2 separate regions of the Homo sapiens genome follow, and region 2 is linked to region 1. A link is a loop called in an ENCODE intact Hi-C map of the cell type or tissue named here. Cell type or tissue: dorsolateral prefrontal cortex. All regions are shown on one strand. Links, peaks and the distances in the headings refer to the core of each region. The heading gives the core; the rest is flanking DNA. Region 1 holds the start of MRPL48 (mitochondrial ribosomal protein L48). Region 2 overlaps MRPL48 (mitochondrial ribosomal protein L48).

What was found. Peaks named below come from ENCODE experiments on the same cell type or tissue, not always from the same donor. Only the 100,000 strongest peaks of a DNase experiment are listed, where the experiment ranks them.
Region 2: it touches region 1 in a loop (3-fold over the local background); 4 of 110 quality-filtered maps call a loop at or near these places.

Annotation. Positions count from the first base shown.
Region 1 is chr11:73,786,172-73,789,082 of GRCh38, forward strand. MRPL48 (mitochondrial ribosomal protein L48) reads left to right here and starts at 1,703. Exons shown (of 8, transcript NM_016055.6): 1 at 1,703-1,821. The coding sequence starts at 1,801. RefSeq lists enhancers at 1,637-1,696, 1,837-1,916. In dorsolateral prefrontal cortex, for the core only: a CTCF peak has its summit at 1,710; DNase peaks (open chromatin) are centred at 1,273, 1,870 and 2,519; H3K4me3 peaks cover 1,767 bases; H3K27ac peaks cover 2,112 bases.
Region 2 is chr11:73,854,883-73,857,793 of GRCh38, forward strand. The region is part of intron 5 of MRPL48 (mitochondrial ribosomal protein L48); the gene reads left to right. Among named protein-coding and RNA genes, the nearest start is that of COA4, 21 kb to the right of the region's middle. In dorsolateral prefrontal cortex, for the core only: no CTCF peak of the experiment used is centred there; a DNase peak (open chromatin) is centred at 1,619; H3K4me3 peaks cover 1,368 bases; H3K27ac peaks cover 2,500 bases.

The DNA of each region.
Region 1 (2,911 bases), core at 183-2,682:
AAAGTGCTGGGATTACAGGCGTGAGCCACTGCGCCCGGCCAAAAAAAAAATTCTAGTTGTTTTGGGAATCCTTATATCTTCGTACAAAGGACTAACCGTCTCCTTCTTCCTTCTTTTTCCCTTTCCCTTCACCTTACCTACCCCAGAGAGTGTATTAATGCAAAGATGGATTTGTATCTTTTTTTTTTTTTTTTTTTTGGGATGGAGTTTCGTTGTCGCCCAGGCTGGAGTGCAATGGCGCCGTCTCGGCTCACTGCAAGCTCTGCCTCCCGGATTCAGGCAATTCTCCTGCCTCAGGCTCCTGAGTAGCTGGGATTACAGGCATGCACCACTACGCCCAGCTAATTTTTGTATTTTTAGTAGAGACGGAGTTTCACAGTTTTGGTCAGGCTGGTCTCAAACTCCCGACCTTGTGATCCGCCTGCCTTGGCCTCCCAAAGTGCTGGGATTACAGGCATGAGCCACCGCACCCGGCCATGTATCTTATTAGATTGTATTTACCTGGACTAGACAAGGAAAGAAACTCTCTGGCTGCCAACCTGCCCTTTTGCAAACCTATAGTCACAGTCCCATAAAATAGATGAAGCACAGGCACGGAAATGAAACAGCTCACCACTTATATAACATTATGTTAACTAGGTACCTTCTTCCTGTCTCTGTTCCTCATCTGTGAAATGGGTATAATGATCCTCAGCCTCATAGGGTTATTGGAAAGACTAAATGAACCCATACACCCATAAAGAACCGACCTGGCACATACTAGCATTTGATTGATTTTTTTTTTCTTATTTAAAATTTCACTTCTAAAACCCCAATAGCATTTATTAGGCAATAATCAATCACTGTACTGGAGGAGGTATGCCTGGTCCATTATATTTCCAAGCATAATTAATTGTCGTATCTGTGTTACCTCAGTACTTTGCACACAATTCTGGTATTTCACTTACCATACTAGATACTAATTATTTGTTACTAGATACTAATTATTTTTTGCTATTATTTTGATTGAGTTCCTCAAGGACTGAGATCCTGACTAATTTATTCCAGCATCTAGCACAGGACGTGGAAATCTGACTTCTAAACTCAATTTAAGAGATGATTGGCTGGGCCTGGTGGCTCACGCTTGTAATCCCAGCACTTTAGGAGGCCGAGGCGGGCGGATCACCTGAGGTCGGGAGTTCAAGACCAGCCTGACAAACATGGAGAAACCTCATCTCTAGTAAAAATATAAAAATTAGGCGGGCGTGGTGGCGGGCACCTGTAATCCCAGCTACTTGGAGACAGAATTGCTTGAACCCGAGAGGCGGAGGTGGCAGTGAGCTGAGATCGTGCCACTACACTCCAGCCTGCGCAACAGAGCGAGACTCCGTCTCAAACAAACAAAAAAGTCAGATCTGTGCTAGACGCTGAAAGGAATTAATCAGACAGGATCTCAGTCTTTTAAGAACTTTCAAATACAGAGAAGAGGTGGTAACAAATCATTAGTGTATAATATTGTAAGCGAAAAATTAGAATTGTGTGCTAAGTACTGGGGTAACACAGAGATGGTAATTAATTCTTTCTGGAGAAACAGCAGTGAATGTGACAACCTGAGTGAGGGTGGAAAGCAGGAGAATTTCTAGACTCTGAATTTCAGAAGCTTCCGGAACTAAAATGATGTGGAAGTTGAGTGAGTCTCGGTGGGATATTGCTGCTGCACCTGGTCAAGGCCGTTCCTTCAGTGTTTTCAGACGCCCTGGGAACGCGGCTGCAGGGTCCGGTCTTCGGTTTGCACAGCTAGAGGCCGCGCAGCAGCAAAGGATGAGCGGAACCTTGGAAAAGGTAACGTAGATTCCACGCACGCGGGGCGCGGGGAGATGGCGGACGGTGCAGAGAGGGGAGATGGCGGAGGGTGCAGAGCGGGGAGGTGGCGGCGCGCGGACATCCGGGGATGAGACACTGGGGCGCCCAAGGTCCTTCCCAGCAGCACATGCGGCTGCCTGGCGTTGAAGGGGCTGAGCAGATTCCTTTCCACCCGGGGCGAACTCTGCCGAGCCGACCCGTGCCACGCCCACACCACATGCCACTCTCTCCACCCAGTTTCTGGAAAAGGGAGAGCTCTGCGATGGGAATCACGACACCAGGATACGGTCCCGATTAACTGTGTGACCTTGGGCAGGTCATTTTATATTTGCATTCAGTTATCAACTTCCAGAATTTTTTCTAAGAATGCAGTTTTGACTTGCTGAACTGATGAGGATGTGAAGCTACCTGGTAATAAGGAAACAGCAGTAATAAACTAGGTTTTTGTTCTTTTCTTTCTTTTTTTTTTTTTTTTTTTTTTGACGGATTTCGCTCTGTTGCCCAGGCTGGAGTGCAGTGGTGCGATCCCGGCTCACCACAACCTTCGCCTTCCGGGTTCAAGCGATTCTCCTGCCTCAGCCTCCTCAGTAGCTGGGACTACAGGCGCGGGACACCATGCCGGGCTAATTTTTGTATTTTTAGTAGAGACGGGGTTTCACTGTGTTGGCCAGGCTGGTCTCGAATTCCTGACCACGTGATCTGCCCGCCTCGGCCTCCCAAAGTGCCGGGATTACAGGCATGAGCCACCGCGCCCTGCAATAATTAACAACATTTTCGTTTCCAAAACCTTATTTAAGTGACTGTCATAAAACCGTATGAACCACTATAAATGTGTTCCTGGGCTTTCTCCCGTTCCCTTAACAGATTTAACAGATTTCATTTGTGCTCTTTCAATTGTATCATGCTGCTTAGATTAATGACTCATTTTAGCAATTTATATTAAAATTTTGTTTTAGGCATTAATTGTGGCAACTATATTTCCATGATTCATAGGTCAGCATGGTCGTTGCAGCTCATGGGTCTACCTGTGGTTACCTTGGGGCTGCCCTTGAATGTGTGAGGGCCCACG
Region 2 (2,911 bases), core at 152-2,651, 69 kb after region 1:
AGCCAAACTGCCTGAGTTTTCTTGCTCCACTGCATTCTTACTGTATGACATTGGGGCAGTTTGCTCAACCTCTTTGTGTCTTGGTTTCCTCAACTGTAAAATGGGGTTACTAAAAGCACCTACCTTAAAAGGCTACAGTGAAAATTAAGGGAGCTATTATATATAATGTACATAGAACTATGTCCAGCAACTGTTGGCTGCTATTATTATTACTATTACTATTATTATTATTATAGAAGCTTGCCCTATTCCTACACCTAATAAGTGGCAAGTTCTGGAGTTAAACCTACTTTTTTTCCTAATTCTCTATTCTTCTAACCGGTTCTCCACACAGCATTTATGGTGATCTTTCTAGATGGAAATATGATTATGTCACTCTTCTGCTTGAAATGCTTTGATGGCTTCCCACTCCCGTAGGATCACAATAAAAGTTTCTCATGTAGCTTCCTAGGTGCTCCAGGGCCTGCCTTGCCTCTCTTCACACTTCCCTCCCCACCTCCCTCTACCTCTAGTTACACTGGCTTTGTTTTTGTCCCTTTCCACCTCAGGACCTTTGCATATGCTCTTCCTCTCTTCATCTAACTAGCTTCTACTTTTTTCTTAGATGCCATCTTTTTTATTTTGAGATGGAGTCTCACTCCGTTGCCCAGGCTGGAGTGCAGTGGTGCGATCTCGGCTCACTGCAACCTCTGCTGCCCAGATTCAAGCAATTCTCCTGCCTCAGCCTCCCGAGTAGCTGGGATTACAGGTGCCTGCCACCACGCCCAGCTAATTTTTGTATTTTTAGTGGAGACGGGGTTTCGCCATCTTGGCCAGGTTGGTCTTGAGCTCCTGACCTCGTGATCCACCTGCCTCGGCCTCCCAAAGTGCTGGGATTACAGGCGTGAGCCACCGTGCCTGGCCTCTTTATTTATTTATTTATTTTTGTTTTCTTACATGTCATCTTGAATGTTACTTCTTCAGGAAACCTCATTAAGTTAGATCTTTATGTTATATATTTAGAAGAAGTAAAAGGTATTTAACTGCTCTTTCATAACATGCACTTCTTGCTCTTGTAATTACTTGACTATTATTGGTCTTTTCTATTAGACTCTAAGCTTTGTAAGGCAAGGACTATTTCTGTCTTCATTAGTGGCCTAACCCTAAGATCTTGCCAAGTACCTGACACACAGTAGGCACTGAATACAGACTTGTTGATTTGGATTGAATTCTAACAGGCATGGCGGACATGATTCCTAGAACAGCAGGATGAATGATATGCTGCTTTTTGCCTCTTTGCTGGCTCTTTGCTCCAAACAGCTCAGAGCATAAAGAGCTGTTTGTTTTTAGCAACTCAATTCTCTGCATTGATTGAGGTTTTCAGACTGTGGTATTGTTAGGCAATCTCACTACCCAGCCTTTCAGAGATGAAATTATTTTCTTCTGATTTTCATTTCATCTTAATCCATTTTTCCTTGGGGGAGGGTGGGTAGGGATGATTGCCATGACCTTGAGATGGAATTGGGCTAGACAGCAGGATGCCAGCTTTTGTTCTCTAAGTGGTTTGCACTGCTGCAGCTACAACTCACCCAGAAGGAGAGGCAAAGAAGAGGCCTCTCATGTGGGTCCCTTAATTTGCCTGCATCCTTTGCTGAGCAGCTGCCTGAGGAGATGGAAATCTCACTCATCTGGGAGCAGCTTCCAAGCCTGAAGTTGAACCAGCCCCTGTGCTCTGCTAAGAGTAAAAGCATCACTCAGCATCACTCACTATGAGGCTGCTCTTCTGTTTTTAAAAAATCTACTTACATTTTTAAAAATTGAGATATAACTTGTATAAAGTGAAGCTCCCCAGCACCCTAGCAGACTTCCTTTTGTCCCTTTCTTGGCAATACTTCCCCTAAATAGCATTATTTTGTCATGTTAGATTGACTCGTGAAATTAAATTCCTTCATTTATTTCCTTCCATTTTACTGTCTGATCATCAAAGCAATGTTTATTGCAGAAAATTTGGAAGGTACAAAATAGTGTAGACAAAAAATAAAAAATAAAAAAATAAAAAAACCCATACGTACTTTTACATACTTAAAGGCCTGTTCTACATCTTGATAAATCACTACCTCCTGTGAGGCTTTCCCTGAGCCCCCCTTTCCGCCCCTTCTTGTCCCTATAGTATTCGGCACATACCTATTATTGCCTTTGTCTTACTGTAGTACAATGTTTATATACTTACTTATCTCTTTAAAACACTCACAGTGAGCTCCTTGAAAGCATAGACCTTTTTTTTTTTGAGACTGAGCCTTGCTCTGTCGCCCAAGCTGGAGTGAGGTAGCATGATCTTGGCTCATTGCAACCTCCACCTCCTAGGTTCAAGTGATTCTTCTGCCTCAGCCTCCCGAGTAGTAGGGACTACAGGCGCTCACCACCACGCCCAGCTAATTTTTTGTATTTTTAGTAGAGACAGGTTTTCACCATGTTAGCCAGGCTGGTCTCGAACTCCTGACCTCAGGTGATCCAGCTGCCTTGGCCTCCCAAAGTGCTGGGATTACAGGCGTGAGCCACTGCGCCCGACCGACTTTTTTCTTCCTTTTTTTTTTTCTAAATAGAGACAGGGTCTCAGTAGGTTGCCCAGGCTAGTCTTGAACTCCTGGGCTTAAGCAATCCTCCTGTCTTGGCCTCCCAAAGTGCTCACATTATAGGTGGGAGCCACCACGCCTGGCCGCATAGACTTTTTTTTTTTTTTTTTTTTTTTTTGAGACAGAGTCTTGCTCTGTCGCCCAGGCTGGAGTACAGTGGCATGATCTCGGCTCACTGCAACCTCCACCTCCCAGGTTCAAGTGGTTCTCCTGCCTCAGCCTCCTGCGTAGCTGGGATTACAGGCAGCTGCCACCACACCCAGCTAATTTTTGTATTTTTAGTAGAGACAGTTTCACCG